Regions from separate parts of the Homo sapiens genome. Here region 1 is linked to region 2. Evidence: chromatin loops called from intact Hi-C (ENCODE). Cell type or tissue: GM12878. All regions are shown on one strand. Each heading gives the region's core, and the rest is flanking DNA. Links, peaks and the distances in the headings are about the cores only.

Region 1 (6,777 bases), core at 1,694-4,193, 170 kb before region 2:
TGCTTCTTGCAATCAGAATAGTCTTATGATAAAAAACTTTTAAAAAGTAACATCTACATTAAAAATTATTAATTTTCGTGGGTACGTATTAGGTGTATATATTTATGGGTTACAGAAGATATTTTGATATAAGCATGCAGTGTTTTATAATTACATCAGGTAAATGGGGTATCCATCACTTCCTGCACTTATCCTTTGTTACAAACAACCCAGTAATACTCTTTCAGTTATTTTTAAATGTACAGTTAAATTATTTTTGACCATAGTTTTTTAAGAGCAGAAATAAATTTTATAGTGGGTCTATCTCATACAGTCCACTTACTTTGTAGACAATTTCTCTTTTGCTCAGATTTATTTGAGTTGCTAAAAAAAATAGCCATGTAAATTCTAGGTTTATTCACACTAAGTGCTTTCCTTTTTCTCTTTTAATGAAAACCTGTGTTTTTTTCTTTCCTTCTCAGCAAGAACCCGTATTATTCAATTTGCAACTTTCTAGAGAGTCAGCCCAGTTCATATAATTCTTTATAGTTTTAGCAGACTATGGGTCAAAAATAGGAATGTATCTACCATACGTTTGATGGTAAATTAGCCAGTGGTTTCATTTCCTCATTATATTTATAAGCCAGGTCATTAAGTAAACAAATTAATTGAATTATCAAATGCAACATAATTTCTTCTGACCCAAGCAATTTGGGGATGATTCTACCATTAAAGGTTATCATTAGGAAGAAAATTAAGAGCGTAGGCAAATAGTGGTTGAACTGCTCTCAAAATGTGGACTATAAGCACATTTGGAAATGTTTCAGAAATTTAATTTCCATCTTCCACTTCGATGTGTATGGCAGCAAATATTAATCCACCCTATACTATTCCAAAGCTTATCAAGAACAAAACAATAGCACATGCAGTATTTCTATAGAATTGTCATCTACTGGGAAATATAGAGAATAGTATTTTAGATGTCTACAGCTTCTGGAAGATCACATTTTTGCCTTATATAGTGTACATTGCCTTTAGTTAGTTTCTTTGGTCAAATAAAAGATTCTTTGATTTTCCTTTATGAAAGTTGCAATGAAATTTTCCAAGTCCAAAACTGAAATTTTAAAAAGTTATTTGTAATTCTCTAATTGTTAGGTTTTTTTTTTCTAATAAAATAAAGCCACCTCAGGGTCCAATATTCTTTCCTTGTCAGTTTATATCAGTGGTTATTTAGTATAAGTCAATGATTTAGTTCAGATCATTTATTTTGCCTCTGTAACATGGTGCTTAATTTCTAATTTAACTTTTCCATATATGTTTATATTTCGTTTTCAATTAGTATACTCTTTAGGTCAAGTGTCGTGTTAGACAACACCTGTAGGAAAACATGCTGGACCTATTGTCAGAAATCCCAGGTTGAAGTCCCAATTCTGACACTATCTTTCTGAACTTGGAAAAATAACAATCTCTCCTGAATCTGTTTTCCAGTGAGTTACCTTACTTTTTATCAAGTGTGTTAAGTGAAATGTAGTGACATCCCTTTGCAAGCTCTAGAGAGCCCTAGAGATATAAGGTGCTTTTTTTGTTCTTTTGTGGACCCCTCAACACAGTGCAGGAAAAGAGCTCAAATATTGATAAATAAGCATAGACTTTCTCAAGGCTTAATGAAAATAAAAAAGAATTGATTATGTTCCAAAGGATTCACTGAGTTTCTAAAGTACTCATAGATGTTATTTAAATTAATTAATTTCCCCATCAAATGGTCATAGAGCATGAACAAGAACAGCATGTGATAAGGTTTCACAGTATTAAATTTTCTTCATAGAATTTCAACATCTGTTTCCAAATATTGTCTAGGTTGTTGTAAAGAATTCATTTAACTATCAGATAACTTTTACTCTTTTCCTTTCATATAGAAATGAGATCTTAATGTGACATATATTTGTGTTTGAAACTGAGCCATAATCCAAATAAACAATGTCCTCGATTTTATCCAAATAAAAATTTTTTTTTATCTCTTCTGGGGAAGATAATTAATTACAAGAAAATAATTTTTCACAGGACATTTACTTAAAAGCATGTGTCATACCCACTTAAATGCTTATTTATCTTCATGATATTAGAAATTCAGCCTAAGTAATTTCCATCCAGAGCTCAAAAGGACATTTGCTAACTGAATTTAGAGCTCTATAATAAGAAAGTAGCTTAGTTATAACTAAATAAAAAAGGATGAATTACTTTTCTTTGTTAGTGAATAATAATCATGTTAACCATTGAAAATAAATGAAAATTATTTCGACTCCAGAAACTGGCTCATCTTTGAAGCTAAGTAGGGAGCATAGAAATAGTACAGTCAGCAATTTTGGCCTCATGTACCTTTCCCACAATGCATTTACAGTCTGTCCATCTCATTTGTCAGCTGTTGTTGCAACTATGCTTTCAGATTTTATATAAACCAAAACATATAATCTAAGAAACAAATGTGAAAAGAATTCATCACATTACTTTTATGTAGAATCAAATGTATTTTTAAAAAATCACAGGAGAAATATAGCATATGCTTTCTTAATGCAAAGATGAGATATATTACCTTAAGCAGATTTTCAAATCATATAAAATTTCTTATTAATGGCATATTATGGAAAATCTAAATAGTGCATGCAAAATATAACCTTTTCTAAATTATGACTCAGTATTGCTTGACAGATTAGTCAGTCACAACATGATTTGATTCTGTGCTGGTTTGTGCTCAATGTGATTTCAGAACCTGAAACTAAGTAATTAAAATCTACCTTATCTCACTAAGTCAGTAGGAGAGGCTCATTATGAATCCAGAAACAAACTTAATAGCCTGTGGTCATGCATCAGAAAGAAGAACGAAGATTGTGTTTATGCCTTCAGAAAGTTTAGTCATCTGTCTTTGAAGTTTCAGCACCATGAACAATAGTCTCCTTACTGGTGGCAGAAAGGGAGCGAAAAATTCAATTACGGCTGTAGTTATTTTTCGAAGAATACCATTTCTTTATTATCCAGCCAGTTTACTGAAGGATGAGCTAAAATGTAGGAAAACATATCAGATTATTAGGAAGATGATATTGTAGCTTCCTTTAGGATCTTACACTGATGGAGACTTGGTTTGTAGGCAACATTTTTACTTAGTAGCCAAAGGACCTGCCCTATATCTTATCCAACTCTTTTTCACTCTCCAGCAACTTCTACTAATTTTCTCTTTGTTAAAGTGTTTGTGGGCTGGGCACGGTGGCTCACACCTGTAATCCCAGCACTTAGGGAGGCCGAGGCGGGTGGATCACGAGGTCAGGAGTTCAAGACCAAACATGACCAAGATGGTGAAACCCCTGTCTCTACTAAAAACTACAAAAAAAAAAAAAAAAAAAAAAAAAAAAAAAAAGCTGGGCGCGGTGGCAGGTGCCTGTAATCCCAGCTACTTGGGAGGCTGAGGCAGGAGAATTGCTTGAACCTGGGCAGCAGAGGTTGCAGTGAGCCGAGATCACACCACTGCACTCCAGCCTGTGCAACAGAGTGAGACTCCGTATCAAAAAAATAATTAAAAAAAAAAGTTTGTATAATGTTTAGTAAAAGAAAAGTAAAAATAAAATAAAAAATCCACTTTACTGACAGCACTTGGGGGGGAAGACTTTTCATGTGGATGTATAAGATATTACTATAAATGAGTTTTCAGCCACATATTAATTTTACCTCTATTTCTCATGTGTACATAATTAACATTTTTAGTAAAACTATGTTTCTAAGGCCAATAACATTGTCAATTTTTTTTAAATTAATTTTTTTTTTTTTTTGAGACGGAGTCTCGCTCTGTCGCCCAGGCTGGAGTGCAGTGGCGCCATCTTGGCTCACTGCAAGCTCTGCCTCCTGGGTTCACACCATTCTCCTGCCTCAGCCTCCCGAGTAACTGGGACTACAGTCACCTGCCACCACGCCCGGCCAATTTTTTGTATTTTTGGTAGAGACGGGGTTTCACCATGTTAGCCAGGCTGGTCTTGAACTCCCGACCTCGTGATCCGCCTGCCTTGGCCTCCCAAAGTGCTGGGACTACAGGCGTGAGCCACCACGCCCGGCCCTGTTAGTGTCAATTCTTGTTCATTTGATCATTCACTTGTTCATTCCACAAATATTTATTTGGCATCACCTCTGTACTGAGTACTCTTCCATGTACAGGGGTTAAAAGAGGTAAATACAACTGATAAAATTCCTGCACTCATGTGTGAGTCTAGTGGGAAAGCAGGCATTGAAAAATCTTTATAAGACAAAAACTGTATTGTTGTGATACCTATGAAGAAGGAAGTATACAAGGTATCATTAGAGTACTTAGGGGCTGGGGACGAACACTTGATCAGATTTGATATTGACCAGGAAACACTTAAAAGAAGAGATGCCTTGATTTCTTGCCTGGATGCCAATGATAACCTCAGAAATGGAATTCACACACTAACTCACGTTTTTTTTTTTCTTCCAAACTATGTCCTGTACGGTGGCTAGCATGATCTTTGCCATGTGTAAATATGATCATTCTTGCCTCCTGATTGATTCTCTTCAGTAGATTCATAGCTCTTTAAAATTAAGATTGAAATCTTTGTTAGGAATAATTAGAAACTGTAATGCCTGAATCTCTCTCTCTCTTTGGCACCCCATTTCTTCTAGTTGCCTTCATTCTCAGACATACTCTTTTCATGTGAGGGCAAAGGCAGGCTCCCTAAAGAGTTATATTTATGCCATCCTAACAGTTCTTGATCTTAGTTCCCCAGATTACATGGAGTACAGGAGAGAAGGCTGCCAAAAGAAAGATATGAACAACAAATAACACATACTCTCTAGCCATATAATTAAAATAAAATTATTCTGTATATACTGTGTTTCCAATTGTCAACTAATGCTCTCTATATTTAAAAACTATATTTAAACAAGTATGTAAAGTAATTTGCTACAGGGAATTCCCACATATTGAGATAATTTTTTTTTTTGAGATGGAGTTTTGCTCTTGTCACCCAGGCCAGAGTGCAGTGGCGCGATCTCAGCTCACTGCAACCTCTGCCTCCTGGGTTCAAGTGATTTCTCCTGCCTCAGCCTCCCAAGTAACTGGGACTACAGGCGCCCGCCACCATGCTCAGCTAATTTTCTGCATTTCTAGTAGAGACAGGGTTTCACCATATTGGGCAGGCTGGTCTTGAACTCCTGACCTCAGGCGATCCACCCATCTCAGCCTCCCAAAGTGTTGGGATTACAGGCGCGAGCCACTGCGCCCGGCCATAGTGAGATAATGTTAACCTTCATGGAGATATTAGGAGTGAGGTTGGAAGTTTATGAGAAAAATTATTTTATAATCTATATTCTACTTCCAGGAAATGAAGGAATTTAAATGATACTCTAAACTTCTGTAACGGTATTAAATACAGTTAACATTATTCATTACCTACCATATTCCACAAACTTTATTAGCTTGAAATTCTTTGCATAATTTTCTTTTTCCCCTTTTCCTTCCTCTTTAGTTTTTGATGAGACCTGTGGAGAATTTTAAGCTTTCTAAGATATAACATGGAGCATTGCTTCTTAAAGCATGTGAGTTTAGTTTATTGATAATGTGATATTGCAGCATAAAAGTTATATTAGACAAACCCCATCACAAGGCTGCTTTTCTTCTTGCCTTGTATAGCTTCTATACGATTCTTTCACTAATGTCCAAGAGGAAAAACAAAGCCAAAATCTTATCTCTAATACCAAGAGCATGTCATGTGTAGCAGGTCAGGCATGGGAAAATGTAAATCATTTGAAGCCTATACAAGTTTTAGTTACCCACTTAGGATAATAAGTTATGTATGTCTATAAGCCATTGGTCTATAACTGAACAGAGTGTATTGTTGGCTTCAAGCTAGAAAGGTTATGAGTCAAATGTGATTAATGCTATAGCATGGATAGGTACTGTGAGACTACTGAGTAGCTATGTATGTTTCCTGTTAAATTAGGTACATATATTCCCTAAAAATATTTCATTAAGAAGTTTAGGACTCACTCAGTTATTCACCTTTAAATTATATATGGCTTATATCTATTTATATATTTATTGTTTTGTTTTATTGTGCTTTGTTTTAGATACATGAATTTGTGATTTCCAGAAAAATTATGTTGCTTTTCATGTCTTCATTATTTTTCATGTTTATATTTATTTCTATAAGCGAGATTTCAAAATGCTGAAATAATTGGCCATCCAACAGTTAAAATCCTATAGTAGTAAAACCGTGGAAATCCTGGATAACTGTGACTATTCTTTATGACACAGCTTTTTCTTAAAATTGATATTAACAAAATGCCTTGATTCAGAATTAGCATGAAGCTATACATAAGCTTTTCCCCTGTCTTTCAGTAACTTAATGGTTTAAATTAATGTCATATTGAAGGACAAAATTTCCACAAGAGACACTTTGAATACAGAAAATTCTCAAAAATGCCTCTCTCAGTCAAGTTCCATCTTGTGATACTTTTGTGAGTTATTTTGAAGCAAAGTCACTATTATTTACATTTATTGTTAAGCTGTTAGTTTCCTAAATATTTTGATATGCACAATTAATTTAATTTTCACAATAAGTCCCATAGATAAATACAATAATTAATCCAATAATTAATCATAGGTGAGTTATATGAACCTTTATTGCACAGTGGTAGTTAATTTGAAAGAGACTGGGATCCAAAACATTTAATTCCTGATCAGACTCCACACTCTTCATGTTAAATTACAGATCAGAGAACAGCCCAGTTTATGTGGCC
Region 2 (6,777 bases), core at 2,894-5,393:
AAGCACCTAAGGCATCTGTCAAGTGAGAGCCTTCATCAGCCTGGCCCCTGATAGCCTACAATGTGCAGACCCTCTTTGCTCACCCATCATGAGCATGCAGAATGGGTGAAAAAATAAGCATTCGTGCTTTAATTTGTAAATATTTAGGGGTTGATTATTACAGTGGTATAATGGAGCCTGTCCTGACTACTATAAAAATAGGCACTGAAATGAGATGTTATGAAACAGAAAAGCTAATATATGTGGCGTTGACTTCAGGGCCTGCTGGAAAGTGGTGAGAAAAATGTTTGAAGTGGAAAAATCGTGATTCACCTATGAAGTGGTGAAAGATTTAGCAAAATTGTCTACAGTCACTTTGCAGATATATAATGTGCCTAATGATTTTGAATTCTAGGTGAAAATATTAGAAAATAGAATGTTATTAGTGTGTTTGCTTATTTTTGTTGGCCTCCAATACGAAAACTGTGAGCAATAGTTACACTCAGGAAATTGTTGGCCACTCTGCAAGCATGAATAAAAGGGACAGGAGAGTGTTTAGAAATACAGGAAATTTCAAGGTTGGAAGAGGCCTGTTGACTCTTATTTCTAATGGGTAAAAGATAACACTGAGAGGGGCTCTGCGTTATAAATTCAATTAGAACTCACACTTGAAGCAAGGATTTAGTAGAAAGTAAAGCCAACTTTCCCTTTACCATTAAAGTGGTATCCAGTAAATCCTTTCAGTTGGATAAAAATGGCCCAGGATAAAGCGAGTAACGGGATAAGAGACTAAGCTGATCCATGGGGGCAGAGAGACTCACCATCCTCACAATTAAATAGAAAGAGACTCATGTCTCCAAAAGACTTGTAGGTGTGGCTATGGCACAAGTGAAAACCAGACTCAGATACCTATGAAACTCACTAAATTTTGAAAGCGGTGAATTGCCACAAGAAGAAATAGGCTGTGGCTGTTTGAGATTGAAAATGACTTTGTGTTTCCAAAGTTCTGTTGGGCAGAAGCAGTGTTAGTCTGCAAGGTAGGCATCCATATTCAACTTGCTCTCTTCAGATCTAATGATGTCAGATGCTAGAAAAGGAAGTTTTCCCCAAAAGTTACAGCCAAGAGCCAAGGAAGATAAAGACTGAAGAATGATCAGAATTAGAACCTAACCAAAGAAACTTCCAAAACCCCCAGAGTAAAGTGCCTCACAATGTGTATTATTTCTGAAGTATTCAAGGTCAATGTTTTCCATGTGGCTCCATTATTCACCTCTCTGTATAAAAGTATTTATCATAGAGATCCTATTTCCTTTTCACTATTACATATTGAGCGTGTGTTTCTTCGTTAGTTTGAGTCTCTGTATCAAGCAGACCAGATAAAGATGAGAACAGAAATTTCAAACTTTAGGCTTAAAGCCATATTTAGATGGGATTTTGGAGTTGACCCTTGGGTGGGAAGGTGGTGAATATATTTTTCAAATAAGAAAAAGCAAACAGAATATTATGAATATAGGAACAGACCATGAGAATCATTTGGGCTACTCACAAATGTTTAATAACATTCTGGCTCATGATAGAATTATCCTTCTCTGATAATTTGAACTCAAGCATGGCCTCATGATTTCTTTTGGCCAATAAACTTAGAGAGAAAGGGGTGTTTACAGTTTGCCAAATTCTCTCTTCCCTTGCTCAGTGGTCATGGAAGCCTGTGCCAAATTCTCTCTTCCCTTGCTCAGTGGTCATGGAAGCCTGTGTCAATATTGAGCCTCTATCAGCCTGAGACCTTGAGTGCCTGCAATGGGCAGATACCCCTTGCCAACATACACCATGGTCTACTCTATCCTGATAGAGTCCACTTTCCTAACAGTTTAGAAAGAACTCTCAGAAGTGAGTGAGTTTTGATGGTTATAATTGTTAAAACATGGACCACAATTCCATCCTTGAACAAATCACTGGTAGCAAAGAATAAAGTATGCTGAGTGGTTTCAGAATGGGCCACGTGACCTTCTTGGAGATAATGGTAGTGTTGATATCATCAGAACAAGTTTGGGATAAGGAAAAAAAAGTTGGTTTTCACAGATCTGTCATTTAATGGATGTTCTGTTTATAGAAGTGGTTGAATGGATGTGCAACAATAAAATCAATACCTATGTGATCCACCAATAATTCTACATTGTCTGTATCATATGCATCTAACTCCTTGATAGTTTTTCTCTTCTGTGCATTTTATGAGATATAATGGCATTACTTTAACATTTTTTTTCCTTGAGAAAGACTGAGCTGGCTTTTAGTTATTGTCAATGTGACAAGCTAACCTAAATCAAAACTCTAAATTTTTAAAATAAAAGTCATCAAATTAGATGAATATGCTATCATGATAAATGCTGGGGTTTACCACCATTTCCTAAGCTCTAAGACACAGAAGAATCCCAGAGCATGACTGTATCACATAAGCACAGATTACCCTCAAAGACAGAATTTCCACTGGGCTTCCTATAGAATTTCTAAACATCCCAAATATGGTATTTCAAAAAGTCAATTCTTCCCCATCTCTCGGTTCACACTAACTCTGAAAACTCTTTAGTTTGTAGATTGTAACTGTGAAGAATACTATCCTTGGAATTGCTTTTCTTATTCACTATAATGTTGACACTCATTGTATACTCAGAATTCACAGCTCTACACACACACATACACCACACACACATTAAAATAACTGCATACATGCACTTCCAGATCTACTTTAGCACAACTCTGAAATGATTTGGATCTGGGATTGACCTCTGAGCTATTACAATAAAAATTTCAATATGACTTTAAAACAAACAAAGGCCATCCATACAATTGATTTTGTTGCATTGCTTTGAGCAATGAACTGTATAATTTGTTTTTCTGCCAACAATATTTTATTTGGTTAGGCTTGCCAAGGGAAGGACCAAGTAAAATGCTTTCTTGAGTAGAGGAATCTTTAAAAGATTTTGAGGCTTCTTTAACATCTAACCTTAGATGGGGCTTTCATCTTTAACCTATATCACCTATATGGCCAAGCTCCACAATTATCTTGTCCTTATAATCTAGTGAGGTGAAGGGATTTTAACAGCTTTGTTCCAATGCCTTGGCTGATAGAAAAGGAGTCTAAGTGATCCTGAATTATAGTTGTTCCCCAAACTGGATGGACAACTGTGTCTACACATGGTTTGAAAATGAATGTAGTAGGCTTAAAGTTTGCACTAAGCCTTCTTACTATCTAGGTCTTTAATTCTCCCCTACTTAGCTCCATTCTCCACATCATAGCTAAAACTAGACTGACATTGTCACATTTCTGCTTAAAATGTTTTGATGGTTCCTTATTGGCTATGGAATAAAGTTATAGATCTTTTAGTCCTCCATGATCCAGTCTCTACTCTCCAGCTTCTTTGTACTGAAATAACAATATATTATTTTAAATTCTTTGTATACTCTGTGTAGTTCACTCCTTTAAATATTTGCTCAAGTTACTCCTTCTGCCTGGAATGCCCCCTTACTATACTTTTCATCAGTCTCATTCTAACTCTTCCTTCTTTCGGGTCAGGTGACATGACCTCCATGTAGCTTCCTGTGAGCCGTCATATTACAAAATGCCCTTTCTTTGTGTTCTTATAGCAAAAGACAAGTACTAATTCCATTTTATTGAGACTATTTGTTTGTATCTCTCCCCTAACTCCTTTGAAGAACATGACTATTGTGAATACATCCTTCATGACCAAGTAACTTCTTACCACCATCCACCCCTGCCCCACACACCACCCCCCACCCCCCACATCTACTTATTTCCGAGCATTATGCTTGGCATAGCGGGGTGTGGTGGTGGGCGCCTGTAGTCCCAGCTACTTGGGAGGCTGAGACGGAGAATGGCATGAACCCAGGGGGCGGAGCTTGCAGTGATCCGAAATCTCACCACTGAACTCCAGCCTGGGCAACAGAGCGAGACTCTGCTTCAAAAAAAAAAAAAGTATTCTATAAATATTTGTTGAGCTGAGTGAAATAGATTTATCCTAAAACATCCTGGAAGAGTACACAAAGCACTGGAATTAAAGCAGTGATGTTTTAGTTTAAAAAGAAATACCAGAGTGGTGCTAATGAAGTTAGATTCATAAATTTGATGCTTATCAAAATCCATTTTCTGACTACGTCTGACTTTCTGACTATATCTGACTGAATTTGAAAATATTGTATTACTGGTCTGGATTGTTTTTTCTACTTTTCTATAATGGACAAGTTTCTGTTCTTCTTTTACTTCTCAGTTTAAGTATTATCCCTTCTGGGAAATCTCACTTCCTCTAGATATCTTTTCATACTTGTCTCTTACTCTTAAAGCTCACTGTGAATAAATAACTCTAATATAATACTTATCACGTTATGTTATAATTACTTATTCAGTTGTCTCTCTGCATGTTCTTAAGTTCAATACTCCTTGAGGGGAGGACTTTTTTTCTTCATTTTTCCCCCTCTCACTTTTTAACCATTGTTTAATACAATGCTCAAAGTTGGGTATTGGATATACCATTTAGTTTCTTCACTCGCTGGTCTCCACCATTGTCTCAGAAACGTGTTCCATGGATGATAAGTAGGATTAAGATTTAGAGAACAACTCACAAATTATCACCAACGAGAGGAACAAAAGCTCAAAGTACATGATGGCTTCAAGGGCAGCAAACATTGGATTCCCAAACCAATTTCTATGCCAGCACATCTGCTATGGAGCCTAGAGACCTGGCTTTAAATCTTGGCTTGTCATGTATTTTGGTGTCTTTGAGTAATATATATGACACATCAGAGTTTAACTTTTCTCATCTGTAAAATGGAATTAATTAATAAAATGTTGGTTGTAAGTAACAGAAATCCAAATCCAACTACATTGACCAGAAAGGGAAACTGATTGACTATAATCCAAGGGGAATTTTGGCTTTAGGCATAGTTTAGTGCAGAGGTTCAAAAGATGCTTCTGGGTCAGTGTTACTCTTTTCGTCTGTTAGCCTTCTTATCCTCTGCTCAGCTTCACTCTCAAACTCTTCCAGTACTGGAAAAGAAGGCCTCTGTCACCCCCAGACTTATATCCCCACAGTGAATAAGCCCAGAAGAATTTTCCATTCCAGCCACCTAGGCAATTACTTGATTGGCCTTGCTGGCGTTGTTACTGTGGCCAGGAGATTGATGGTGCTCTCAATGGCCAGTCTAGGGTTTGCCCTCCCTCCCTTTGGTTGGAGAAGGTAGGTTTTCTTAACTGAAAACATCTTGGAACCAACCCGTATGTCCATCAATGATAGACTGGATTAAGCAAATGTGGCACATATACACCATGGAATACTATGCAGCCATAAAAACATGAGTTCATGTCCTTTGTAGGGACATGGGTGAAGCTGGAAACCATCATTCTGAGCAAACTATTGCAAGAACAGAAAACCAAACACCGCATGTTCTCACTCATAGGTAGGAATTGAACAATGAGAACACTTGGATACAGGGAGGGGAACATCACACATGGGGGCCTGTCATGGGGTAGGGGGAGCAGGGAGAGATAGCATTAGGACTTATACCTAATTTAAATGACGAGTTAATGGGTGCAGCACACCAGCACGGCACATGTATACATATGTAACAAACTTGAACGTTGTGCACATATACCCTAGAACTTAAAGTATAAAACAACAACAACAACAACAACATCCAGGAGACCACACAGGGTATCGTAGTAATGCCCCAACAGAAGCCAAAGAAAGGAGGGGGACATTTCAGACAGACAAAAACCTCTGTCTCCCAGGGTCTATTACATTGATTTGTTCTAGCAAATATTTATTGAGATCATCTCTTAAAGAATTGTTGCAGAGATTAAAGATAACTGAGTTAAAGTGCTTATCTCTCAATTTAGTATATGCCCAAGACTCCAAAAAAGGTAATGGTTAGTATCATTAATCAATTTAAACCAAAGGGAATACATTACATATCTAACCCATACCTGCTATTCATTTACATTAAAAAGTAGTTTCTGAAGGGATTATTGATTCAAAGATTGAGTTCTAAAATGGTGATATATAGGCACTATAACTCTTTTACATTACCTTTTACCATTCAGATTTATTTCTTTGAGAGCATTAAAACAACAATAACATCCAAATTTCAAAGCCTATTGGAAAAGCCTTGTTACAGTAAAATAATGAGGCCTCTAAGTATTTGGTATAAAATACCAAATGATTCTCATTATGAAACCCTACTGCCTTTGAAGCAACCTCTCCCTGTAGTATCCTCAAATGGATGTAATTTTCTATGACTCTATAGAAGGATCATGTGGCTGAAAGTCAAGATGTCACTCAGTTGTGTCCCGGCATTATGAGGAGACATTCCTCTGAAGGAGCTTTTGTATTTATCTCATTGCTGGCTTTAATTTGATTGTGAATCAATGCTTCAGAGATAAGCAAGAATCTAAAAGACTTGCTGGCCTCAGTGAAATGTAAATTCTTGGAGGAAGGTAGAGATCTAGGACCTGGTGCAGAAAGCTAGGGCCATCTGCCGAGAAAAGAAACAACTACCAATCAGGAGAGGATGTTTTTAAAACAGGCTCTGGCTTCCATCGGTGGTTTTGAGCTAAACACTTAACATCTCTGGTTGTTAGTGTCCATATTTCTGAAATGGAGCAACTTACTTGCTAGGGTTGAAAAATATGTGCTTTAAAACATATACTCTGATCTTTCTTTAGAGGCTTTCAGGTAACTCAGGGCACAATCTCTCAAGTAAAATTATTAAGCAAATAAAAAATACGAT

The links. Peaks named below come from ENCODE experiments on the same cell type or tissue, not always from the same donor. Only the 100,000 strongest peaks of a DNase experiment are listed, where the experiment ranks them.
Region 1: a loop joins it to region 2, with 2.6 times the contacts of the local background. A loop is called at or near these places in 1 of 110 quality-filtered maps.

Annotation. Positions count from the first base shown.
Region 1 is chr5:162,991,808-162,998,584 of GRCh38, reverse strand. No RefSeq gene overlaps it. Among named protein-coding and RNA genes, the nearest start is that of CCNG1, 440 kb to the left of the region's middle. In GM12878, for the core only: no CTCF peak of the experiment used is centred there; a DNase peak (open chromatin) is centred at 2,804.
Region 2 is chr5:162,822,036-162,828,812 of GRCh38, reverse strand. No RefSeq gene overlaps it. Among named protein-coding and RNA genes, the nearest start is that of CCNG1, 610 kb to the left of the region's middle. In GM12878, for the core only: no CTCF peak of the experiment used is centred there; a DNase peak (open chromatin) is centred at 4,219.